Linked DNA regions of Mus musculus: all the other regions are linked to region 1. The links are chromatin loops, found by intact Hi-C in ENCODE. Cell type or tissue: left cerebral cortex. All regions are shown on one strand. Region 1 holds the start of Vegfa (vascular endothelial growth factor A). Region 2 overlaps Rsph9 (radial spoke head 9 homolog (Chlamydomonas)). Region 3 overlaps Mrps18a (mitochondrial ribosomal protein S18A). Region 4 has its middle 19 kb from the start of Gm41584. Region 5 holds the start of 1600014C23Rik (RIKEN cDNA 1600014C23 gene).

Evidence for each region. Peaks named below come from ENCODE experiments on the same cell type or tissue, not always from the same donor. Only the 100,000 strongest peaks of a DNase experiment are listed, where the experiment ranks them.
Region 2: a loop joins it to region 1, with 5 times the contacts of the local background. A loop is called at or near these places in 20 of 42 quality-filtered maps.
Region 3: it touches region 1 in a loop (2.2-fold over the local background); 7 of 42 quality-filtered maps call a loop at or near these places.
Region 4: it touches region 1 in a loop (2.0-fold over the local background); 3 of 42 quality-filtered maps call a loop at or near these places.
Region 5: a loop joins it to region 1, with 10 times the contacts of the local background. A loop is called at or near these places in 39 of 42 quality-filtered maps.

What each region holds. Positions count from the first base shown.
Region 1 is chr17:46,030,464-46,035,463 of GRCm38, forward strand. It overlaps Vegfa (vascular endothelial growth factor A), which reads right to left and starts at 1,914. Exons shown (of 7, transcript NM_009505.4): 1 at 828-1,914. The coding sequence starts at 1,427. In left cerebral cortex, a CTCF peak has its summit at 2,434 (motif pointing left); DNase peaks (open chromatin) are centred at 170, 678, 1,532, 1,974 and 2 more places; H3K4me3 peaks cover 2,415 bases; H3K27ac peaks cover 2,313 bases.
Region 2 is chr17:46,129,333-46,134,332 of GRCm38, forward strand. Rsph9 (radial spoke head 9 homolog (Chlamydomonas)) reads right to left here. Exons shown (of 5, transcript NM_029338.4): 5 at 1-166. The coding sequence ends at 6. Among named protein-coding and RNA genes, the nearest start is that of Rsph9, 12 kb to the right of the region's middle. In left cerebral cortex, a CTCF peak has its summit at 2,933 (motif pointing left); DNase peaks (open chromatin) are centred at 593 and 2,937.
Region 3 is chr17:46,117,162-46,122,161 of GRCm38, forward strand. It overlaps Mrps18a (mitochondrial ribosomal protein S18A), which reads left to right. Exons shown (of 6, transcript NM_026768.3): 2 at 779-810. It also overlaps a transcript of Rsph9 not described here. Among named protein-coding and RNA genes, the nearest start is that of Mrps18a, 8.7 kb to the left of the region's middle. In left cerebral cortex, no CTCF peak of the experiment used is centred here; a DNase peak (open chromatin) is centred at 2,657; H3K27ac peaks cover 1,054 bases.
Region 4 is chr17:45,902,073-45,907,072 of GRCm38, forward strand. No RefSeq gene overlaps it. Among named protein-coding and RNA genes, the nearest start is that of Gm41584, 19 kb to the left of the region's middle. In left cerebral cortex, no CTCF peak of the experiment used is centred here; a DNase peak (open chromatin) is centred at 2,392.
Region 5 is chr17:45,732,814-45,737,813 of GRCm38, forward strand. 1600014C23Rik (RIKEN cDNA 1600014C23 gene) reads right to left here and starts at 1,031. Exons shown (of 2, transcript NM_028164.1): 1 at 773-1,031; 2 at 51-309. The coding sequence starts at 980. The coding sequence ends at 212. F630040K05Rik (RIKEN cDNA F630040K05 gene) reads left to right here and starts at 1,693. Exons shown (of 5, transcript NR_152153.1): 1 at 1,693-2,033. In left cerebral cortex, a CTCF peak has its summit at 2,822 (motif pointing right); DNase peaks (open chromatin) are centred at 488, 1,088, 2,833, 3,677 and 2 more places; H3K4me3 peaks cover 2,076 bases; H3K27ac peaks cover 3,317 bases.

The DNA.
Region 1 (5,000 bases):
CCCGGAGCTGGGGATACCTCCAGAGGTCACCTTCCTCGCGGAGGGCCGGTGGGGGGAGGGGCGCCGCTCGTCGCCCGGGTCTCCGGGCTCCGGCAGCCGCGGCTCCGGGAACACGAGGCCGGCCAGGCCCGGGCTGATGTAATCGGCTCTGCGCCGCGCGCGCCCGGCCAGGCGGGGGAGGGCGGGCACCGCGCGGGACGCGAGCGGGGACGGGAGGGGGTGGCGCGGTGCAGGTGGCCCAACAAGCTAGAGCGGTGGGAGAGGGTCCCCGCAGCAATCCATCCTAAAACTTTCCCCAAACTCACTGCAAGGGCCTCAGAGACCCAAACGGCAGTGACAGCAAAGCCCCCTCGGTCGCCCGCGCCCTGCCCCCTCCACGATCTCTGCCCTCCCCGGGTCCAAGGTCCGAGCACCCCCAGGCATGCCCGCTGGGCTCCGGACTCCCGCCCCCTTTGCCCGGACTTCCAGTTCTCCGGGGACCCGCGACCCGGAGCAAACTTCTGCCGCCAGCCTCGGCACAAGCCCAGCCCCCTCAGCCTCCTCCTCTGGCTCCCGCCCTCCGCTGCTCGGCCCAGATCGTACGTGCGGTGACTCTGGTGGGTGGGCAGGGCCCGCGTGGGCGGCGAGACGATCCTGGCGCCCTCCCACCTAGCGCGCACCCCCTCCCCCTCCACGTACGACGACAGAGGGGGACGCCTCGCGCCCGGTGCCCAAGGACCCGCGTGGGGCACGAAGCCCCCCACGCGCGCGCTCGCACGCACGCACGTCCCCAAGCGGGAGAGGCGCTCGCCACGGCCCGGCGACAGCAGACGGGCACGACCGCTTACCTTGGCATGGTGGAGGTACAGCAGTAAAGCCAGGGTCCAGTGCACCCAAGAGAGCAGAAAGTTCATGGTTTCGGAGGCCCGTCCGGGGCCGGCGCGGCTCGCGCTCCCTCTCCGGCTCGGACTGCGAGGCAGCCCGCTCTCTTGCGCGCCTTGGCGGGCTCCTCTCCCTTCTGGAACCGAGGCCCGGGCCGGGGCCTGGGGCGCGCGCGCGGCTGGAGCACTGTCTGCGCACACGGCCGCCTCACCCGTCCATGAGCTCGGCTCCTGAGAGCCGAGCGCCCACTGCGGCCCCCTCTCCTCTTCCTTCTCTTCCTCCCCTCTCTTCTCGGGCCCCGGCTTCTCCAGGCCCGAGCTAGCACTTCTCCCAGCTCCGATCGGTTTGTCTCCTGCGGCGCAGACCACGGCTACTACGGAGCGAGAAGAGCCCAGAAGTTGGACGAAAAGTTTCCGTGCAATCCCGCGAGCCCCGACCCCCTCCACCCCGCCTCCGGGCGCGGGCTTCGGTTCCTCGCGGCTCGCCGCCGCGTCCACCGTCGGCAGCCCGCCGGCGAGGAGGTGGGCGCTGGGGCTGGGGGCGGTGTCTGTCTGTCTGTCCGTCAGCGCGACTGGTCCGATGCAAGATCCCAAGGGGGAGGGCTCACGCCGCGCTCTGGCGGTCACCCCCAAAAGCAGGTCAGTCACTTTGCCCCTGTCCCTCTCTCTGTTCGCTCGCCAGCGCGCTCTCTCTGACCGGTCTCTCTCTCTCTTCCTTGACTTCTCTCTGGAGCTCTTGATACCTCTTTCGTCTGCTGATTTCCACAATCCGAAGTGATTTGAGGGAGTGAAGAACCAACCTCCTCAAACCGTTGGCACGATTTAAGAGGGGAATAGGAAGCAAAAATAAATTAAAGCGTAAAACAATACAGTTTAAGAAAAAAAAATTAAGAGGTTTGAATATCAAATCCCAGAGCACAGACTCCCGGGCTGGTGAGTCCGCTGAATAGTCTGCCTTGTCGCTGCGTCTCGCGACAGAGCTCCGCTGCCGCCGCTCAGCTCGCCCCCAGTGCCGCGGCCTCGCTGCAGCTCGGCTGCCCCAAGCCTCTGCGCTTCTCACCGGTAACAGCGGTGGAAGAAAAAGAGGAAATCTAGCTCCACCCCCAAGCCCCGCCCAGACCCGCCCCGGGGAGCGGTCTGGTGGAGCCAGGCACCGCCTTTCGGGGAGCCCCTAGGCCACTACCGCGAAATGGAAAGCTAAACCCCTTACCAGGGTCCACGGCCTCAAAATTATCTGTGCACCCCTTCAAACTGGGCTCAGGAACACACTGGGAATCCCAGAGTATTGGGAATCAGGGGAGACAGGAGAGTGAGGTTATATGCGGACAGGGTCTAAGAACAATTCCCTTTCCCAGGAATATAGGAGAAAGTAGGGGTTGGAAGGCGGAGAGCTGGCAGGGACGTATGAGGATAGGGACAACTAGAGTGACCCCTGGCTTTCTCCCCCACCTCACAAACACACTACACACACACACACATGCATGCACGCACTCACATTGACACACGCGTCCTCCCTCACGCAGACTCGGCTCGCCCAAGTTCACGATCTCCCCGTGATGGCCGAGCGCCCCCTAGTGACTACATTATGCACACCCCAACTCTTGCTCAAATGGCACGGGTCTTGGAAAGGGGGTGAGAGTTGATTCTTGAGTGCGGCAGACTTTGAGCTCCCAAATAATTGCGTGTTTCTGACATACACACACACCCAAAAAGTTGCGTGTTTGACCTCGGAAGCATAACTCTAGGTTTATATGTGGGGAGGGGGTTACGGGGGGGGGGGAGTATGCTTATCTGAGCCCTTGTCTGATCTGCAGTCATCAGGAGCTAGGGCCCTGGGGTGAATGGGATCCTCTGGGAAGTTTCCAGAGAGGCTTCTCTGGAGAGAATTTGGCACCAAATTTGTGGCACTGAGAACGGGAAGTGGAGTTCTGGAGTTAGTCAGTGGCGGGGAGTGAGACGACCTGTGGAAACCCACGTATGCACTGTGTAGTCTGGCAGAGCCCTGAAGGAGAGACAGCTGGGCAGACAGAGGCCCTTGTTCCTCCTGATCTCTCTCTCTCACACACACACACACACACACACAGAGATGTTGCCAGGGAACTGAAGCCAGGGTGCCAATGGGGGCAGAAGCGGGCCAGGCCGGCATGGTGATTCAAACCTACCCTAGCATTCAGAAAGGTAGGTAGGCCAGCTGCCCAGCGCTGCCGCCAACCCTCGGAAGGGTGGGAGTAGAGGCTCCCTCAGTTCTAGCCTAGGCTTACGGTTCATCTTCTAAACAGAATTCAGGGGTGTACTCTGTCCTCCCATTCTCCCTAAAACCCTTGGCTATTTCTCTATGCTTGCACACTTAGCCCGTGTGGCTCTGTCCCCTCTCTTTCTACTAAGTCCCCTTCTCCATGTCCTCAGTGTCTTCCTTAAGAGCTCTCCAAAACCCCCACCTCTAACCCACCCTTGGATATAGGAACCAGCCTGGAAAAATTCCTGGTTGGGCTTTGGCCCAGCTGCTCCTAGGCTCCCCTGGGAACAAGAGGGGGCTCCGATACCTGTGGGAAGAGAGGGACCAACCAGTCCCAGCCCTCACCCAGATCTGCTGGACTTCTGAGAAAGAGAACTCAACAATCTTCCTATTGCCCCCCCCCCCAGTGTAATCCACTATCTCCATCCCTCTGCACACAGTACTGAAGCTGGGTGGGTGCTGGCACCTCTTGGGCACCCCAATTCCAATGGAGCAGTAGTATGAGGATCTTATGAGGAAGGGAGCTGGCTCCTCACGCTATCCCTTCCTGCCCATCATTACTAGTCCCGAGTCCCCTCCTGGATGGCTCTCTTGTAGCAGGGAAAGTAGTAGTTAGTAAATGTTTGCTGGTCCAGAGCCCTCCTGTGGGTTTCCTCACCTGATCCTGATCCCTGCTCTAAGCAACTAAGAGGAGTCAGAAAGGAAAGCCACCAAATGTCTCACGTGTCTGTCTCTAACCGCAAGAACACCAAATGTAGCTCCCTGTCAGGGGGCCCCTGTCTCTCATCGTGGCATAACAGAGGCTGTAGACACTGAAGGCTCCCAAAGCGCTGCCCTTCTCATCTCCACCTCCTCCAGCTGTGATTCTCAACCCTCAACCCTTTGGAGGGACTGTCCAACAACCCTTTCACAGGGGTCGCATATCAGATGGCCTGCATGTCAGAGAGTTACATTATGATCCATAATAGTAACAAAATTACAGTTATGAAGTAGCAACAAAAATATTTTTATGTTGCCTGTGGGGGGGGGCTGGGGGGGTCACCACAACATGAGGAACTGTACTAAAGGGTCTCAGCATTAGGAAGGCTGAGAACCACAGTTCTGTGGTCTTGGGAAAGGCCACGGGCCTACAGAAGAGGGACTCAGTAAAGGATTCTGAGGTTTGGAGCAAAATGAAGAGACTTTGAGGGGAATCAGCTCTTCTCGACTTCACGGCTTTAGACTCCTCCTCCTATCCTGAGATAGCCATGATATGTATATGTATAGTATATGTATATATACATGTAGTATATGTGTATATATATGTATAAGGTGTTCCCAGATGAGCCTGTACAGGGAGCCAGAGCAGTGACGCTGCACATTTCCCTCTCCAAAGCACTAAAGCCATGCAAAGACTGAAACTTGGCCTGAAGGGTTTGGAGTAACCCGGATCAGGGTAGGGATGGGCCAACTACCTCCGTCATGCATTTTAGAGACACAATCTGAAGCTGGGTCAGAGGAAGGGTCACTTCTGGATTCCATACAAGCTGCACATTGCCTCCAACACATTCCACAATGGTGTCATCCGTACACTGATATGGACCTAGTAAGTGTCACTTAATGAAACCTCAGGGAATCTAGAAAGAAGAGGGGAAGTGACAAGTATCCCACTATTCCTGCTCTTCCTGGGGGCTCATTTCCCAGAATAGATTCTATTCAGCGTCTCTCCCCCAGGTCACTGCAGGACAGGAGACATGGGAGTGTAGTGGGCCTGGCAGACATGAAATATTCTAAACAGATCCCTGTGTCTCTCAACCTATTTAAACAGTGTACCCCCAAAGAAATGGGGGTTCCCCCTGTCGATCTCATGCTGGCTAACGCAAGTCAGACCAACCAGGATGAATCTTTTCCTGGCATCATGGGGC
Region 2 (5,000 bases), 99 kb after region 1:
CCTTCCTACAGCATGAAGGGCAAGTCCATGTTCTTCTCTCCTGTGCCTACGTAGATGTAGCCATAGTTCTTGGTGCGAGGAGCGTGGTAGAAGGTGAGGCCTGGCCAGAGCAGGCTGCGCAGCACCACCAGTGCGTTGCCCCTTTCCATCTGGATGCTCCAAGACCCTGGATGGGAGGGACAATTGAGGCCTGGCACTGAGGTGCCACTGAGAAAGTTGCTGTGCTCCTGATGGTCACAGTCACTTGCTCATGACACAGGGAAGGGAGCAAGTGTAGAGGTGACTTCAGGGACCCACAGATGGTGTGGCTCCCTTTCCTTGCTTCAGGGTAAATCACTGACCTTGGGCCTCTGCCCTAAGATCGATGAGACAACCAGGGGCTCAAGCTGAAGTTGGGCCATTTCAGGCCTCCACCTCAGTGGTCTGCCCAACTGCTGATGGGTGGAGTCATGCCTGGTAGGAGGAGACCTCGGCTGCTGAGTCTGCCCCATGCTACTCAAGACGCCAGGCAGCTCAGACCAGGCTAGGCTGTGCAGCCAGGATGACTTGGCTGGAAGGGCCTGATCCAGCTCCAAGGGAGGGAGCCGCTGTGTGGGAGGAAGGAGCCTGGGAAAATCGCCTCTGGATGCAGATCTGGGCTTCTATTCCCCTGCGCACAGAGGCCTCTCCCCCAAACCAGCCACAGCCCTGCTCTGGGCCCTGCCAGGAAGGCAAATAACTTTTGAAGGTTTTGGTACAGGACCAACCAGTTATGCTCAGAGGGCTGATCTGGAGCCTTCATCAGTTGCCAGCTCAGCCCCGGTGCTGGCTCCCACCACTCAAGCTTCCCGCAGCCTACCTCCAACCATGGCCCACCCTGGTCACTCCACACCCAGCAGCCTCACGATTCAGTCAGTTTCCACCCTCCAGAGGCCACCCTGCATCAGAGAAGCCTATCCCCGTGTAGCTAGCTGCCTGCCCAGGTCAAAACCAGAGCTTTCTGGAAGCATGGAGGTCCTCTGCCCCTGGTCCTGACTGAGCCATGCACAGAACAATGGGGTGAAGGCCACACCATGGGCCTATCGCTTGCTCTAGGCCCCAGTGCCACCGCCAAGGAATCAAAACATCAAGTGAAACAGGCCCCGGTTGGTACGACACCTAGCCAACAGCTGTTCTTTGGGCACCTGAGAACCCTGGTGGCTTTCTTGGTCACAAGTCTCCAGGAAACATTGCTTGAGGGGAGACAAGGATAGAATGTTACAGAACAGTGTCCCAGGCCCTGTGTTTTATCCTTGGCAACAAAAAGACCCAGAAATATACAGTTCTCTAGCCTTAAGTCCCATTACTGGGGCCCAGAACATCATTTGGACAGCTTTCTACAGAGACCTAATCCCTCATTGCCCTTGGAGCCCACAGCTACACAGCCTCTGTGAGATAAGCAAGACCAAGCTCTGATTGCCCACCCAGGGAGGCTGGCTTGCAGCGTCCCTCACTCAGGCGCTAGCCTGGAGAAAACAGCCTAGGGTCTATCCCTAACCCCACTGTATCCAGATATCTATCGATTCAACCAACAGCATGGTGGCATGGGGCCCCTCAGACCAGCATGTCTGCTCACCTCTTACTTCGAGGAGATGGGAAGCAGAGGCTGAAATGAGTAGCCCAAGCCCAGCAACATGGGTAAACTGTGAGGAAGTTAAAAAAATACAAATACAGATGCCAGTGAGGGCGGGACCAAGCAAGCCAAAGGGTGCTGAGTTGCAGCATGCCAGGGGCCGGGCTCTCTGCCTTCCCGCGCAGCCCCGGCATCGTGTTCTTGTCCTCTCAACCTCCCTGGTTCAGTCAGCTCATCATCTGGGACACACACCATGTTCCATTCTCTCTCTCTCTCTCTCTCTCTCTCTCTCTCTCTCTCTCTCTCTCTGTGTGTGTGTGTGTGTGTGTGTGTGTGTGAGCAGACACACAGTGTGTACCTGACACCTTCACCTCCATCTCAACTGTAAATATGGAAAAACCAGGCCCAGACAACTGTGGTAGTAGCCCTTTGAAGGAATGATCCAGTGGATCAGTTCACAGCCCCAGGCCTCCTCAGACCTGGCTTCCTCTCCAGAGACCTGTACTGAGACTGGGGAGAAGATCCAGCCTGGAACTCAGCAGCTGAGCCTCTGCAGTTGGCAGGAGGTCTTCCTGGGTTTCCCAATGCCAGAGAGAGTAAGGGCCAGGCTCAGGTCAAACTGTCGAGGGAGCAGCAGGTATCCTACGTCTCAACCCCTAAAGGTCATCACACTAAGCAATGGCCGGGAAGGCCTGGGTAGATGGCTCAAAGCTAGATTTGATTCCCAGCACCTACGTGATGGCTAATAACCATCTAACACCAGCGCCATGGTGGCCTCCATAGGCACCAGGCATATGTGTAGTACACAGATATACATGCAAACAAAATACCCATACAGGTAAAATGAAATTTAAAAAAAAAAAAAAATGGGCTGGTCAGATGGCTCAGTGGGTAAGAGCACCCGACTGCTCTTCCGAAGGTCCGGAGTTCAAATCCCAGCAACCACATGGTGGCTCACAACCATCTGTAACAAGATCTGACGCCCTCTTTTGGAGTGTCTGGAGACAGCTACAGTGTACTTATATAATAAATAAATAAATCTTTAAAAAAAAATGGCTGTAAGTTCCTGAAAGCCACCATTCTCTTTACCACAAGGTAGAGTCAATCCTCTCAGAGTGGGGACAGAGAAAAAGGACACCCCTGGTGCAGCCTCCAATATAAGTAAACAATGGGGTAGGGGTAGGGTCCTCTGATCGCTTCTAAAAGACGTAGGAGCCATCTGCACGAACCCCCATAAAGCTGATGCCACACTGCCCATTCTCTTCAGGCTCCCTGTCCTCACTAACCACCAGCAGCTTTTAAAGGTCAATTTCTTGGCTGCAGGACTCTTGCTGCCCTCTGCTGCCCAAACTGGGCACTGCACTGAGTACTCTTTGTTGGGACCCCGGCCACCTGCTGCCTCTGCTGCCTACTCTGTGCGCACCCCCACCCCATCCTACCCTCCAACATCTTCCAGTATAACTTCTGTTTTTTCAGCTTCTCCTGGTTGCGCTCAAACCTTCCTGACTTAAGAGCGTTGTCTTTCTCATTCCAAGGGCACCAAAAGAACTTGGCACGCAGCAGCTGCTCCATGCTCTGCTGACAGAGCGGAAAGGTTAAGGAGTATTGAATGGCAGAGTCCAGGTGAGGAAGCTGGCTGCCCTGCGTACTGCCCCACCTGTCTTCCGGTGCAAGCCCGCAGCCAGGAAGTCTTAGCACTCATCAGGAGGAGGATCTTGCCAGGGATCCATCCCTACAAAACTTTCCATCCCAGGACATCACACAGCAGCTCACTGCCAAGATATTAGCCTCAGGCAATATCCCTCTCCATTCTGTTCTCTTCCACTCAGAGAGAAGCTGTGAGCTCTGGGCTTATCTCTGTGGGCACAGGGAACAGAGACCCCAGGACAAGGCCCACTTCACACCTGCTTAGAGGTGACCTGAGCCATCTTGAATGACTGCTTCAGACTCAGAAAGCAATGTTCCTCCCTAAGTAGAAAGAGCTAAAGATCTACAGACTCCACCCCTCTAGCCAGGCATGGTATCCAAGGGTTCTAGTCCTGACTCTGCACAGGTCATCACCACTGCATCTGCTAGGCAGGAGAGGCGCCCAGCGGCTCATTCAGCTCTCACTAGAAGAGTCTGGAAGGAAGCCAGAGTGTGTCTGATAAGGAGAGCCATCCCGGCCTCGTCATTCTCCTTCTGTTGCCAACGAGTCCCAGAAGCCACCTCCCCATCACTGTAAGCCCACACTCAAGGTGACTTGGCTCAGGTGCCTCCGTGTGGTGGAACCAGCTGCTCAGAACCATCGTCCCTAGCCCTGTGAGTCGCCCTAAGACAGGAACCTGCAGGTTTGCTTGTCCCTTCTCTGTCCACCTGTGAACACTGCCTTCTGATCACGGGCCTTCCCTTAAGCCTCCTTAGCTCTTCCCACCAAAGCTTGTCAGGAACCTGGAAATTATATATGTGTACATATAAAATCCATATTTTGGCTGAGTGGATGGCATGTGTCTTTAATCCCAGCACTTGAAAAGCAGAGGCGGGTGGATCTCTGCAAATTTGAGGCCAGCCTGGTCTACAGAGTGAGTTCCAGGACAGCTAGGGCTATACAAAGAAACCCTGTCTCAAATTTAATAATAATAATAATAATAATGTTTCATATAGCTCAGCTGACCTAGAATTTACTATGTAGCCAAGGATGACATTAAACTTCTGACCCTCCTGCTACATAATGACGGGGAGGAGGGCTGGTACCAAAGTGGGTTGGATATCAGCAAATAGAGAGTTATCAAAGGACATAGGAAATAGAATGATGATAGGAAGGAGAAATAAACCTAAAAGGTCTAATGTAAAACATGGTAACTGTAGTTCATGATGAATATATACGGATGCAGATATATATGGATTTAGACATATAAATGCAGATATATTTGAGGTAGGGTTGTGCACTGAAGTCCAGGCATCTGAGTCCTGGGATCACAAGTCTGCACCACCACAGTTGACTTTCCGTTATGCTCCTGGACAGTGCAATAGCAGACAAGTGTGCTCCTGGGGGGAAGCTACCTGAGCTAGACTCAACTGTTAGCCTCAACTGCTCGGGTAGCTTATACACACACACACACACATATACACACACACACACACACACACACACACACACATATACACATATATATATATACACACACACACACACATATACACACACACACACACACACACACACACACACATATACACACACACACACACACACACACACACACACATATATATATATATACACACACACACACACATATACACACACACACATATATATATATATACACACACACACACACACACACACATATATATATATAGCTTTACCCATTAAAGAAAATAAAAAGATTTTTAAACTTAAAATACCGTGGGAGCAAGGTGGCTT
Region 3 (5,000 bases), 87 kb after region 1:
TACTGTCTGCAGGCTTCTGCTTGCTACCTGTTCTATCCCCGTTCTCTGGTATGGTAACAGAATCTAGCCCTGCAGGCAGAGAGAAGAGGGATGGAGCAGAGAGTATTTCCCTTGTGGCCAGTTTCATGCAGCCTTGGCACAGGATTCTCAGGATATGTTTTGGGGAGTGGATTTGTCTCACTGATAAACCACCATTGAGACACAGTGCTGTGTTTTAGATTATAGAAACCACTTTGGGCTGGTTCACTCTGCAGGGGACATGTGAAAGGGCACTTCTGACTTTCAGGCCTGCTGCTCCAAAAGCTTTCTGGTTTACTTTTGTAGCCCAGGCTGCCCTCAAACATACAGCGATTTTCCTGCCACAGCTATTCAGTTTGCCAACTCTTCTGGTCAAAATCAAGATGAGTCTCAGCTTCCAAAGGCAAAAAACAAAACAAAACAAAACAAAACAAAAAAAACAGCCTGGAGCCCCTCACTCCCACAGAGGTGCTGCAGCCTGGAGCCCCTCACTCCCACAGAGGTGCTGCAGCCTGGAGCCCCTCACTCCTACAGAGGTGCTGCAGCCTGAGCATCTCAGGCTGGCCTGCAGTCAGCCTCAAGGGCATAGAGCCCTGGCACTTAGGGGTCAACCCTGCTTGCTTTCTGTCCCAGGCAGGAACCGTGGGAGAGTGCAGACTGAAGGCTCCTCTCCTCTGCCTGTGTAGAATTTGAGCTGTTATTTGAAACTCCCTGTTCCTTATTAAATGGCTGACCTAATTTTTCCCCTTTATCTCTGTAGTGGTGAAGATCCAAGAAGGGAAGACGACTGTAGTAAGTATCGCTGCATTGGCCACTCACGACCTCCTTAACGTTCGGAGCCGCCTGGCTGCTCCTCTGAGGGATGGATGGACAGGGGCCCAACGTGGACTCCTGGCTCCAGGATCTGCTCCCTCTGAGACCATAAATCCTTGAAGTCTACTATTTCTTGGGCTGTGTGCCGTAGTGTTTTAATCAGGAACAGTCACTGGGCCTGTGCTGCTGAGGTATCTGTCACTTGATTAAAGTGACCTTTGTATGACAAAGTCTCAGAGGCCTTTACTAATATGTTCTCTGGCAGGTGATAAATCAGTTTCCCAAAGGGGAAATTAAGGCGGCATTGCAGGCCCACGGAGCCAGAGTTAGTTGGCCCAGGGCCAGGGGCCTGCCCTTCTGATCCTTGCCTTCTGTCTGGGATGACTTCGTACCCTTAAGTGATGCGTTAAGAGGTGGCAGGCCCTGGCCCCCAATCTTACTAGCTGGCACCCTGGCTTGTCTCTTGGTAAGAAAGCTGGAACGATTCTTCCTCCCATACCCCCCTTTCCCTCACTGAGCCCATCTCACCTCCCTTGGGAGTCAGTCATGGGGCCTAGATTATCCTATAATCCTTAAAAGACAACCTTGTTTTCACATGGCCTTCTATCCCTCCAAGAAATTCTCAGCCACCTCACAGAGCTCCCAGAAGGCTGGAGAACTTCCATGTGGGCCAGGGGCTTAACCTCTCTGGCAGGCAGCCAAATATAGTCTACCCTAAGACAGCCTTATCCCCGGGGAAAGCCAGTCATTCTTCTCCCAGAATACCTCCCTGGCCCTTCCGCTGGCTAGCATCGCCCAGTTCTTAATGTTTAGGGGACTTCATGTCCTTAAGGCACTTTTCTATTCTCTGATTAAAACCTAGAGAAAAAAAAAAAAACCTAGAGCAATCTGGGCATGATTGTGCATATCAGTAATCCCTGTACTTAGAAAGTACAGAGTTCAAGGCCATCCTCTGCTTTATAGTGAAATCCAGGCAAGCCTTGCCTCCGTGAGACCCTGTTTCAAATGACAAAAAAAGCTAAAACAAGCATTTACCCGATAAACTCAATGCTGGAGAAAAGAGTGACATCAGCCTGTTTTGTTTTTGTTTTTTAAGATAGGGTCTCTCGGTCTGTGTAGACCAGGCTGTCCTCAAACTCACAGAGATCGGCCTGTGTCTGCCTCCTGAATGCTGGGAGTAAAAGCGTATGCCATCACACCAGCTGATATCAGACTTTTGAAGTAGCATATTGCTTCTGCTTTTCTGGGTACAGAGTGCTCAATGCTAAAGAGAGCGTCCCCCTACCCACCGCATCCTCTCCTAACCACCACATCTCCCCCTACCCACCGCATCTCCCACTACCCACATCTCCCCCTACCTACCGCATCTCCACCTACCCACTGCATCCCCTACTATTTCAAATGCTTCCTGGGTCCAGCCTTTCTTTAGCTCATTAGGATGCCTGTTCGTCTGTTGGCTGTTTCTGCTTTCCCTTGAAGACCCTGGCAGACCATGTTTGGCTCTCTCAGCTGCCATCTTCAGACTCTTGAGAACTAACTAGTTCATCTCCCATAACAGCATCTCTCTGTTAGGCATTCAGAATTGAAGGCTTACTCCCCAGCTATCGGTGCTGTTCACATTGGCTTGTAAGTGTAAAGAGGTTTTTTCATGTGAGGCACGGATCTGCTGTTAATAGAAGGCATATGGAGACACTGTGGCTCTGGGGTAAACCCATGCATGCCTTGGTCAGGTGCTACTGTGGCTGACTGTGGGTGTGTGTCCTCCAAAATAAGATCCGATGCCTGCTGCACGTAGTTGTGGGAGTTAAATCGACTGGTATATGCGAGCCATTCTTAGCACAGCACGAGGTGAGCAACAGTGAACCAGTGAATGTTAGCTCTCTCCTGCGGCCCTCAGGGCCCCTCCCAAGGCCTCCCATGCACCTTCAGATTTTCCCTGGCCCACAGCTTCTCTCTGACGTGTTTAGAGTTGCCGTAGTAGAAGCGGGGGTGGGTATTGGTGCCTGAAATAACTGAGCAGAACTTCTAGCCTCTGTCTCTTGGCCAGTCCCAGCCCCAGTACAAGATTACTTTTGTCCCAGTGCCTCTCAGATCCATCCCACTATGCTCTCAGGCTCAGCATCAGAGAGGCCTGCTAAGGTCCCCTGCAGCTGAAGCTGACTCCCAGATCATTGCTTTAGGGCACGTAGCCATTCCAAGGCTAGGTCACAGGTTATATCCATGTTGGGAAGGTCATGTCACATGTGGCCTCTGCAGAGTATTTAAAAGGTGTTCTCCAAAATGATACAAGTGAAGAGAATTACAGTCCCAGAACTTACTCCAAGTATGAGGCCAGCCTACTCTACATTCTGAGTTCCAAGCCAGCCAAGGCTATCTAGTGAGCACCTGGTTGTTTTTAGAGGAGGGCATGTATTGTGTTTGTCTGCTGCAGTTTTCTGTGTTTGCAGAGGAAGAAGGACGTGGCAGTGCACACAGACGCCTGCTGATCTTGCTGTTCTCGGGGTTTCTCAGCTGCAGAGTTGGCTGGTGTTCTTTGTTGTGAGGGCTTCCCTGTGTATCCTTGCTAGATGTCCATAATACCCCTTCTTCAATTGTGCAGTCACAAATGTCCCCAGACATGGCCAGAAGGAGTGTGGGGCACACATAGGGCCTCTAGCGTAGACTTTGTTCTTTTCCATGAAGCTGGAAACAGTGCTCTCTGCAGATAATGCACAGAATGGCGGACGTTTTATTTGAATAGTACATCTATCTCTATGCCATTTGGAACTTTTTTCATATGTGTGTAACTAGCTGTCTGTACGTGTACATATGCATGTTTTTCATATGTGTGTAACTAGCTGTCTGTATGTGTACATATGCATGTTCTTCATATGTGTGTAACTAGCTGTCTGTATGTATACATATGCATGTTCTTCATATTGTGTGTATCTAGCTGTCTGTATGTGTACATATGCATGTTCTTCATATGTGTGTAACTAGCTGTCTGTATGTGTACATATGCATGTTCTTCATATGTGTGTATCTAGCTGTCTGTATGTGTACATATGCATGTTCTTCATATGTGTGTAACTAGCTGTCTGTATGTGTACATATGCATGTTCTTCATATGTGTGTAACTAGCTGTCTGTATGTGTACATATGCATGTTCTTCATATGTGTGTAACTAGCTGTCTGTATGTGTACATATGCATGTTCTTCATATGTGTGTAACTAGCTGTCTGTATGTGTACATATGCATGTTCTTCATATGTGTGTAACTAGCTGTCTGTATGTGTACATATGCATGTTCTTCATATGTGTGTAACTAGCTGTCTGTATGTGTACATATGCATGTTCTTCATATGTGTGTAACTAGCTGTCTGTATGTATACATATGCATGTTCTTCATATGTGTGTAACTAGCTGTCTGTATGTGTACATATGCATGTTCTTCATATGTGTGTATCTAGCTGTCTGTATGTGTACATATGCATGTTCTTCATATGTGTGTAACTAGCTGTCTGTATGTGTACATATGCATGTTTTTCATATGTGTGTAACTAGCTGTCTGTATGTGTACATATGCATGTTCTTCATATGTGTGTAACTAGCTGTCTGTATGTGTACATATGCATGTTCTTCATATGTGTGTAACTAGCTGTATGTGTACATATGCATGTTCTTCATATGTGTGTAACTAGCTGTCTGTATGTGTACATATGCATGTTTTTCATATGTGTATAACTAGCTGTCTGTATGTGTACATATGCATGTTCTTCATATGTGTGTAACTAGCTGTCTGTATGTGTACATATGCATGTTTTTCATATGTGTGTATCTAGCTGTCTGTATGTGTACATATGCATGTTTTTCATATGTGTGTAACTAGCTGTCTGTACGTGTACATATGCATGTTTTTAGAGGCCAAAAGAGAGCATCAGATTCCTCTGGAACTGGATGCTGGGAAACCAAGGCCCTGTCCTGTACAAGAGCAGGACATACTCACAACTGCTGAGATGTCTCTCCGGCCCCCATTTGGAACTTTTAACCACATGCATCTGTCTCTTTTCCCAGAGGCAGGAGAAGCCTAGGGTTCAGATATTTTATTGTGGCTTGTTGAGGAAGGAAGACAGGATCCAGCAGAAACAGCAAACCGTTCTTGTAGTTCAGCAGTTCTCAACCTGTGGGTC
Region 4 (5,000 bases), 130 kb before region 1:
CCCTCCCTAGGAGCACTGGTATCCATCAGGAAAATCTGTGTGAAATGGCAGCCGGCACCTACCAGTTACTGTCTGTACCTTTGATCTCATTTAGTCTTTTGTGTCTCATTCTTTTCATCTGCAAAATAGGGATAATGATGACTTTGGTTTCATGGCGTGGGTGGAAAAATTACCTGGTCGAGGACCTGGAACAAAGTAAGGCCTCAGAAACGGTGAGCAGACAGGATGGGGGTGGGCGAAAAGGGAGTGGGAAGAGTCTGGGCTGTAACTCAGCTCAATTCCCAGTGCTGCAGAGGTGCGAGCCTGTGATTTCAGCCCGTGGGAGGCAGAGGAGGGCAGAGGCAGAGGCTGAGGGCAGAGGCTGAGGGCAGAGGCAGAGGCAGAGGCAGAGGCAGAGGCAGAGGCAGAGGCAGAGGCAGAGGCAGAGGCAGAGGCAGAGGCAGAGGCAGAGGCAGAGGCAGAGGCAGAGGCAGAGGCAGAGGCAGAGGCAGAGGCAGAGGCAGAGGCAGAGGCAGAGGCAGAGGCAGAGGCAGAGGCAGAGGCAGAGGCTGAGGCTGAGGCTGAGGCTGAGGGCAGAGGAAGAGGACCAGAGGTTCAAGGTCATCTTTAGGTATAAAGTGAGTACCACCCAGTCTGGGATGCATGAGAACTAAGTCTCAAAAGGAAAAATAAGAGAGCCAGGAGAGGGGAGGAGGGGAAGCAGAAGAGAAAAGGAAGGCCCGGGGCTGGAGGCAGCGCCTGTTGGCGCCCTGCTCTGATTTCCCTGAAGCCTGTTTGGCTCAGGCATGAGCTGTATCTTTATATTACACCCTCCCTTGCGAACTTCTGAAGCAATTTGGCAAGCCACATCAAATAGCACCGACACAGCCTAACCCGCCAGCCCAAGCACTTATCTTACAGAAATAATTAATAAGAAGGAAAAAGCCACATGCCCGAAGATGTCCATGGAAGCCTTATTTAAAAGAAGGGCAAATTGGAAGCCCTCAAAGGTCCAGCAATTAGGGAACAGAAAGGGTCTGAGATGGAATATTACGCAGCCATTAAAATGGCAAATGCGAGGCTACACGGTAACATCAAATATTTATGAAATAACCGGTGGTGGAAGCAAAATACGAAACTGCAGCAGACTAATTACACTGGGTTTTTAAAATGTGGATGTGCGCAAACAGGGCTGAAGGGGATTGCTGGACAAAAGCAACCTTTTTCTTTGGCTCTCTCCACTCTGAAGCTCTTCAGAGGGAAGGGTCCATTTCCCGAATGCCCCCAAGGCATCCCAATCTAAGGACGGAGAAAGCTGAGTGCCACAGCCTCTTCTTGCCAGCCTTCACCCGCCTCTCTGGGGAAAGGATGTTCAGGACAGGCTGCTGGTATTTTTAGTCAGGCCTCTTGCAGTCCAGTGCTCTGGGGGTAAAAATAGCTGGGGTGGAAGGCACTGCGCTAACTCTGCCGCTCTCTGCCCCCACCTCCACCCTGGACCAGGCGCCTCCCGGTCTTGGAGCCACGGCTTTCCACTGCCTGACCCTGGCTCTACCCCATCTCTGAGGTCTCAGTGGCCAAGAAAGAATGCTCTGGTCTGATATGTCTTGCCTTGGCCAGCCCACGAGAGCCAAGCTCTCCATTTTACAGATAAATATACTGAGACCAGCTAGAAGAAGCCTGCTAGGAAGCAGAGGGCCAAAGAATCCCGTGTCCACTCAACCCCACCCTCTCCAGGCCCGTTTATCCCTGCCTTCTCAGCCGATGCCTCTCACTCATAGCGGGAAGAGTCCCAAGGGATGCCCGCTCTCATAAGCACAGAGGCAGAAGGGGACCAAGGACTGGAAATCGTGCAATGTACACTCAGCTCTTGGTCTGTGGTTTGTTGGCTGTGGGATTGGGACAAGTCACCTTCTGCTCCGAGCTGCAATTTGTCTATAAAACCAAGGAGCTGGCCAAGACCAGCTCTTGTGAGTTTTTGCCTGTTTTTTTTTTCTTCTTCTTCTTTTCTTTTTTTCTTTTTCTCAATACTCTGAACCTCTGATTGTCTTACGTCTATCTCCAGTGCTGGGATTAAAGACTCGTGTTCCCACACCCAGTTTGCTTAGCGCTGAGGATCCAACCCAGGCCTTCTTGCACACTGAATAAGAAAGAGATCTCTCAACTGAGCAGCGAGAGCTCTACCACCCAGCCAGCCCCCGCCCCCACCGTCTTTCTGAATCAATGAACTGGATCCTGGAAGCTTTCCTCATCTTTATCTATTACATCAGCCCTGCCACCTTCCTTGGAACCTGCCAGAGAGACTCTGGGTTCTCAGACTCCATGGGGACACCCATTAGGGATAATCTGTGACTGGTGCTGCCTCTCAGGCAAACTTCCTCCAGTTCCAGGCTCGCTTCTAAGTGTCTCCCATCTGCTGGGGCACCTTCTTAAGGAATGCTTGCTAATTTTAACACTAGCTGAAGCCAGATTTAAGTAAATATGCTAGCAAAAATAAATCCTACAAGTGAGTTGAAGGCAAAATGTACTAGGCTCGAGGCTGCCTGAAGCCTGTCGCTCCCTGCTACTCTGACTGTGTGAAGTTACCCTGCATGGAAGTCCCTGAATGCACCCTCTGGCCAGTAACCTCTTAAAGCCCAGCCTGCTCTACCTCGTGTGTGTGTGTGTGTGTGTGTGTGTGTGTGTGTGTGTGTGTGTACTCACACATGCACATGTGCATGCACATACATGCACGTGAGCGTATGTGCATGTGGAGACCAGAAGTTCATATCAAGTGTCTTCCCCAATCACTCTATACTTTATAGTATTGAGTCAAGGTCTCTCACTGAACTTGGAGTTCTCTGATTAGCTAGACTGGCTGGCTGCAAGCTCCAGGTCTCCTCCTGTCTCTGTTCCCCTCCATGCTGGGATTATAGGAACATACAGCCACACACAGCTTTTTACGTGGGTGCTAAGGCCCTAAACCCAGGCCCACTACCTCTCCTGTGCCTCCAGCCTCACCTCTAAATGCCTCCCTGTGGGGACTAAATTTCAACATGAGTTTGGCGTGGATGCTTAAGCAACAGCAGCCCCCAACTACTTTGGTCACTGCAAATCACCTGCTTGTAACACATGTCAGGCATGGCCTTCCTTGGACCTAAGAGTTCAACCCTTAAACTCAACCAGAATTATCTGAGGGTTATAAGCTCCCAACTCTCAGAGCAAAGGCCTGGGTTGGGAGGCCACAACCCCAGAACCAGTTAAGATGTTCAACCAGTGACTCTCATCTCCCTCGCCTGTCCAGTCTTCTGGAACACAAATATTAAGTGTGTGCATGTATCCATGCATGCAGGCAGACATATGTGTCTGGCATACTTGTATCATGTGGTTTCTCTGGGCACCTCCAGCATGGGTTCCTAGCCCTGATGAGCCTGCAATGTTAAGGGCGTCCCACCCAGCTCTTCCCAATACTACAAACATGCTTCTGCAGATCTCACCTGGTCCCATGTTGAGTCACAGCCTCCGACTCAAGTGTCAGATCTCTGCCCTTAGCTGGCACTTTCTCAAAAGTGCTTGGAAACACACATTATCTCGGCCACGGACAGCTCCTCATTAGTAAAATGGGCAAACGGATCAGCACTAAATAAAGGCAGCATATTTGATAGACAAAACACAGATCCCAGGCAGGGACACTAATCCTGGAAGTCCCCGGGGCCATGGGAATGGTAGGCCCGGATCAAGGACTCAGAGAGCTGTGAGTCAGAGCTAGGCAGGCTCGGGAGCAGCAGAGAGACCATGGAAGGAGAGTGCACTGTGAGATGGTGTTGCTCCCCATGTGATGCTAAGAACTACTCACTCCCCTCGGGGAGGAGGGTGGGTCCAGGGAACTCCCAGGAGAGTGTCTTCTCTTGTTGTTCCCACTTCTGGAAGCCAGAGGCACAGCTGTCCACTTGACCTGGCACAAAGGTGCAGGAGGACTACACTGATCTTTCAGTGGTTAAGGGCACTGTTGCCCTTGCCGAGGACCAGAAGCCAGCTCCCAACACTCACATGGGGGCTGTGACTGTCTGGACCTCCAGCCCCAAGGAAGCTGATGCCTTTGGTCTTCTCCTACATCTGTGCTCAAAAGCACATATCCACAGAAAGACAAATGTGCATGTACGCACATACGTGCCAGTGTGTGAGCACACTCATACACACACACACACACACACACACACACACACACACAACTTTAAAAATCTCTTTTTAAAAAAATGCATGAGGGAGGCTGGGTGTGGTGTCACACACCTTTAATCCCAGCATTTGGGAGGCAGAAGCAGGCTTATCTCTGTGAGTTCAAGGTCAACCTTGTCTATAAAGCAACTCTAGGACAGCCAGAGCTGTTTCCTGGGCTTCCCTGTAACCTGAGCTCTGTGACAGTTCACACTGATTGCCATCTTAACCAGGATCTAAAATCACCCAGGAGACAAGCCACTGGGTGTTGTCAGTACGGGGGTTTTTGATGGGGTTCACTGAGGTAGGAAGATCCATGAACATGGACGGCAGGTACCACCCTGGGGGTTGGGGTCCTAGACTAAAGAAAAAAGAAAATGGGGTGAGGGCCAGTATTTGTTTCTGTTTCCTGAACGTGTGTGTGCGAGGTGACCAGAGTTCTCAAGCTCCTGCTGCCGTGCTGTCCCTGCTGTGACAGGCCACACTGTCAACTGTGGGCCAAATAAACTCTGAAGCCATGGTTGCCAGATGAAGCACTGTGACAACTAATACAGGCTCAGCTCCCCAGAGCTGCCCCCCAGGCCTCTCTGAGTCCCCCGTGAAAGGCAGGTGGCTCTAAAACTACATTTATACAGTGTGTAAGCAGAGAAAGTTATCCTGTGCTGTGGGTTAGAAGAAACAGCTTAGAGTAGAAGCTCAGGTCCTGCCTTCATTTGCTGCCTGCCTCTACTTCCCCATCTGCAAAATGAACCACTCATTGCCCTTTCTAGGCCCACTTAACTGACTGACCTCGGCTTCCCTGAAACTCAGTCTCTTTGCTCATGAGACGG
Region 5 (5,000 bases), 300 kb before region 1:
CAGGTGACACAGAACAGGGACACTATGTCCTAGATGAAATCAGATTTCATGGGCTTTAGACGGTTCTATTTCATTTTAAACATTAAACAGTTGGATACCCCAGCTCCTCACATGGAACACGCTGGAAGCCCTCTCTTAACTACATACATGAAGGACCAGGACAGAAACCAGCTCTAATACAGTCTGGGAGAGCAAGCTATCCTCACAGGTTTCAATTTCCTCCTGAGTATGACCAGGTCACTGAATTCCCACTGTCTGGCCAGGGCAAGTCCTTCTGCAGAGCCAGCACTTGAGGACTTCCAAAAGGACCTGTAGGAAAGAGGGGGTGGGAGGTCACATGTGCTGTTCATAAGGGAGCACACCCTCTTTGGGCTCACTTCCGCGAGACAGGACTCTCTCCCCCAACCCTGGACAAATGGCTTGTGAAGGATCTGTGTGCCATCGAGAGTGGCTGCCAGGATGGTGGCTATGACGGCTGGCCCAGTTGTGGGTGCCTTTGTGCGCTGTGACTGGGTGTCTGTGTCTGGAGTCACTGAGCGCTTGTTCTGTGGGGTAAGGGGTGTGGGGGTGGGGGCACGGCCTGTAGCAGGGAGGTACGTGAGGCTGGGCACGAACTGCCTCACCCACCAGGTCTACTCTTGCCAGGTACAACCAGCTGCTTCGGACCAATGCCTACCGCCTCCTCCCTTCCCTGGGCACGGCCAGGCCGGGGGGCAAATGACTTGGCGGGCACCTCCCTCACTTGGACCCACTGGGGTTAGAGCCAGCTCACCTGGGGCGCAGGCAGGGTTCCTTGCTGGTGGGTGCTCTGCCAACCGCCCCCCTTTCCGGGACTCCCAGTGGGTAGACTGGGGAGGGGGGCACTGGCCGAAAGACAGGCCCCCTTCTGTCCCACTCTGTAGATGGGTCGAACTGGGCACAGTATGCCTGATGGATAGAGAGGACAGTTCTCTGTTGAGGGCCCAGGAAATGATTTCCATGTAAATGAGATGCAAACTCCTTAATGAGTTTGCAATTAGGAGTCCAAGCCTGCCAGGCCTGGGCAATGCCTTTGGGTTTTATGAATGGGCCGGGGCCCGGAGGGGGGAGGCGGCGCGCCGGTCCGCCCCCACAGCTCCCTGTCTCCGGGCCCGCGACATGCCGCGCCGCACGTTGCTGCCTCCCGGCCCGCCGCAACTTGGCCGATCGCCAGCGGGTCAGCTGCTCCGGACCGCGCGGGAGGCTGTCGGCCAGAGTCCCCGCCACGCTGCCTGCCCGCGTCGCGTTGTGGCCGAGGACACACCCCCTGGGGCCTGGTTAGGGCTCTGTCCTCCGGCGCCCCTTTCCCCGTTATGGGAATGGCTTCTCGCTGCCGAAATAGCGAAGCTAGCCTTTGGGCTGGGAGCGCACTGGCTCCTAACTTGTAGGGCTGTACGTGCGTGACCTTGGGCAGGGTGCAAACAGAGGTGACAGAGAGGAACCAGTTCTCACCCTAGAGTTCCTGCATCTCTCTAGCTCCCTTCTTTGGTTTTCTCCTGGCTTGCTCTCAAAGGTGATTCCCACCAAACCCAGGGCACCTGCTTTGTTGTATACAAAGCTGCCCCCTGTCTGTTCCGGGCCTGGGTTTGCCTTGGGGTTGAAAAGAAAGGCCTTCTAAGTGAGTGCGTGTGCAGGGGAGAGTTATGGTCCCCCAAGACTCACCAGATTGACAGTGTAGAGTCTTCTTTCCCCAAAGCTTCCTCCCCTCCCCCACTGCTTTCAGAGTAGATTAACTAATTACTTCCAATTAAAGCCGGTAGATCTCTGTACCTCCTGGGCTTCAACACTGCCCCTAGGAGTCTCCCTAGGCTGCCTGGGTCTGAAAGGGACCTGGCCACTTAGGGGGATCAGTGAATCAGTTAAGTAATGCAGGGGGCCACAAAGGAAGCCCACTGGGTCATGTGCTTGACGGGGAGGGCTGCAGACAAGCCTGGCCCTCTGGCTGCAGCATGGAAGTGTGGCCCTGCTTCAGGCCCTAATGGGCCCGGGAAGGTCAGGAGCTGCCGTCTTTGGAGGTAAGTCAGCCGGGTGAAGGTCCTGTGCAGATGCCCAGGGCTAGAGAAGCAACCACCAGAGGATAATCCAGAAGCCACCAGTCCTTGGGGACACTCGTAGCCTCCCTCACCCAGGATGTCCCTCCTCTGCCTTCCAAGTGCTCCACCCTTCACTGGTCTCAGCACTAGCCCAGCCCAGTCCATCCCAGGCCCCACCCTGACCCCACGTGTGGGACGTGAGGGGAAGGATACCTGGCATCAGAGGTAGGGCGATGGGTTGTGACCTAAGTCTCACCTCTGGACAAGCTGGCCTGTCTTGGTCAGGCAAGCTCATGCCAAGATGTGACTCAGGGCCAGGGCCTAATTCTATCTTGAGTTCTGCTGTAGCAGGGATCTGGGCTTGGATCTCTGTGTGTATGTTTCTGGCTTGAGGTGCCCTCTCTCTCTCAGCTCTTAGGTTCTAGGGTTCTGGCTATAGCTGCACCTTCTAGCACGTTGCCCTGGTAGGAGGTGGCAGGAAAGGCTTTCTGGCAGGAATAAGAGTTTCAGGGGCAGAGGGCAACTGAGCTATTCAGGGCAGGAAGTGCCACTTCTGGGGTGTTAAAAGTCTGTTTGCCAGCTTGCTTAACCCCTAGGTCCATATAAAGCGGGTCACAACTTCCTCACATCTAGGGTTGCTTCTTTATGTATGCTCAGGTCAGTGACAGGGCAGCTTAACGTTTTTACTTGTTTCTCTGTCCCTTGTCCCCCTTCTCAGACCTTCCCAAAGATCTGTAGGACTCTGTTCTTTCCTGCATTTCTTTCTGGCCAGCAGAGGGCGCTGCCCAAGGACTGAGGCCACCAGGGAGGTGGGTAGAGAATCCTTCCTTGTGTAGGGCTAGTAAGTCCGGTCTCCCTGGCCTGTCCTCCCCACCCCCCCAGCTGCCCCCCAGGAAGTTTGCCTTTCTTTTTGATGATTTAGACTTAACCTGTCAGAGGGTTCGAAGTTAGACAACAGGATGAACCCAGGTGGCTTTGGGCAGGAAAAAGAGCTTGAGGGACAGAGATGCCTCTCCCAACATCTTAAATGGGGAAGGCGCACTGGAGATGGCCGGCTTTCCTTCCCTGACCTTGGAAGAAGGGTTGGGAGGGGCTGCATAGACTAGCTGGTGTCCCACCCTGTGGGAGGGACTGCTGTGGACATCTGGGCTACATCTGGGATCCTGGCAAGACAGCTCATGGGTTATAGGATTCAGCCCCTGGTGGTCTCTCATTAGGCTCCCGGGGAACCCTTTATAAACAGGTACACACCTGCTACAATGACCTGTAGTTGTAACACCACCAAATTCGGGCCGACTCAGTTATCCTGGGCAGCAGCAGGCTCCACTAGATCTTTCTGTCTCTGGTTGGGGCAGGGGTGGGGGTGGGAGCTGATACTGGCCTTATGTCCTGGGGTCCATTCTGCCCTCCAGGTGGGTAGGAGGGAGGATTGAGTGTGGCCTCAGCACCTTTCAGAAACTCTGCCTCATGGTAGGCCGAGTGGGGAAGGGGTTACAGTTGGGTCGATTCACACAAAAGCTCGACAATGTGGTTGGGACAGAAAGCGAGGGAGGGGACAGCAGGGGCTATTCTTTCCTGCGTCTAAGGGTCTGGGGTCTGCGTGGGGAACAACACAGAGGGGGTTAAAATAAAACCAAACAAAAAACCCCCAACCAACCTCTGCATCCGCTCCCTGCCAGGAATCCCGGGAAGGGAGCAGGAGGATGGCCAAAATGGCCTTGCAGAAAGGAGTTGGAGGGGGAGGGGGAGACGGGCCGAGAGCGGAGCCCACCCGGACTGTCCCCCTGGTCGGCCCACTCGGGGGGCCCGGCCCCTCTTCCCAGCCCCTTCCCCGCCGGCGCGGCGCGGCGCGGCCCCTCCCCCAGGCCGAGCGCCGCCTCCCCCTCCCCTCCTCCCCCTCCCATCCCGCGCTGCAGCTGCTGCCGACGGCCCATTCTGCACGTAGCGAATGGAGGAGCAGCACAAGGGAGGCCTCGAGTGCGCGCGCGCGGGAGCCCGGGGCCGCGCGGGCGGGGGAGCGGAGAAGTGAGCGCGTGCGCGGCGTCGCGCCGCGTCCCGGAGCGCGCGCGCGCCAAGTTCCGGAGCGCGCGGTTTGTCCGCGCGCGGCTGCGGGGCTGGTGATGCTCAGCGGTAGCCACCAGTCCCTCTCTCCCAGGGTCCCTCCGCATACGCACTCCTTTTCCAATCAGCGCAACCTCTACCCAGGCCCCTTAAACGCCCCCACCCCAATAGCACTGTTCCTGGCGCATAGTAGGCTCTTCTTGTAGTAGGGGTGTTGCGATGCATCGATTGATTAGCCCAATGGGGTCACTGCCCTGTAATAAACCAGGAACTGGGCGGGGAGCTGAAAGAAGAATGAAACCGATGGTCCTTAGCCATGAGAGATAACCATGTTTCCTCTAGGAGCCTGCACCTAAGGCAGGCCCCATGAAACGCCCTGTAAGGGCCTGGAGAGGCAAAAACCACTTGAGGGTTTTTACCTCTCTTTCCTCTGGATAGGACCTCCCAGGGGAACGCCTTCTCTAGTCACTTCCCTTTCTTTGTCACCTGCACAGTTCCTACCCCACTGGGTGTCCAGGATCTGGCGTGGCTCTGCCCACACTTCTGGCAAGGGCGTGTTAGGGTGAACATACAGTCTGTTCTGGGAGGGTTCAGAGGCTATAACATACAGTACTCCAGGGGCACCCTCCCCACTTCCCTAATCCTTGATCTCAGAGGTTGACAGGTAAATACTGTAGAGATTGTTCCTTCCCTACGTGGCCCAGGTTGGCAGTGTGCTTCCCGGCGTTTGCTGGGGCTTCCCTAAGTGTGGGCACTTAGCAAGGCATGTGTAGGGGCTTGCAAAAGGATGAATACGGGCTGCCTTTGGCCCCCTTGAAGGTGGTAGCAGGGGCGACTTCGAAAGGATGCTAATCAGCTAATCAGTAGCGTATTGGGATGAAGGTGGCT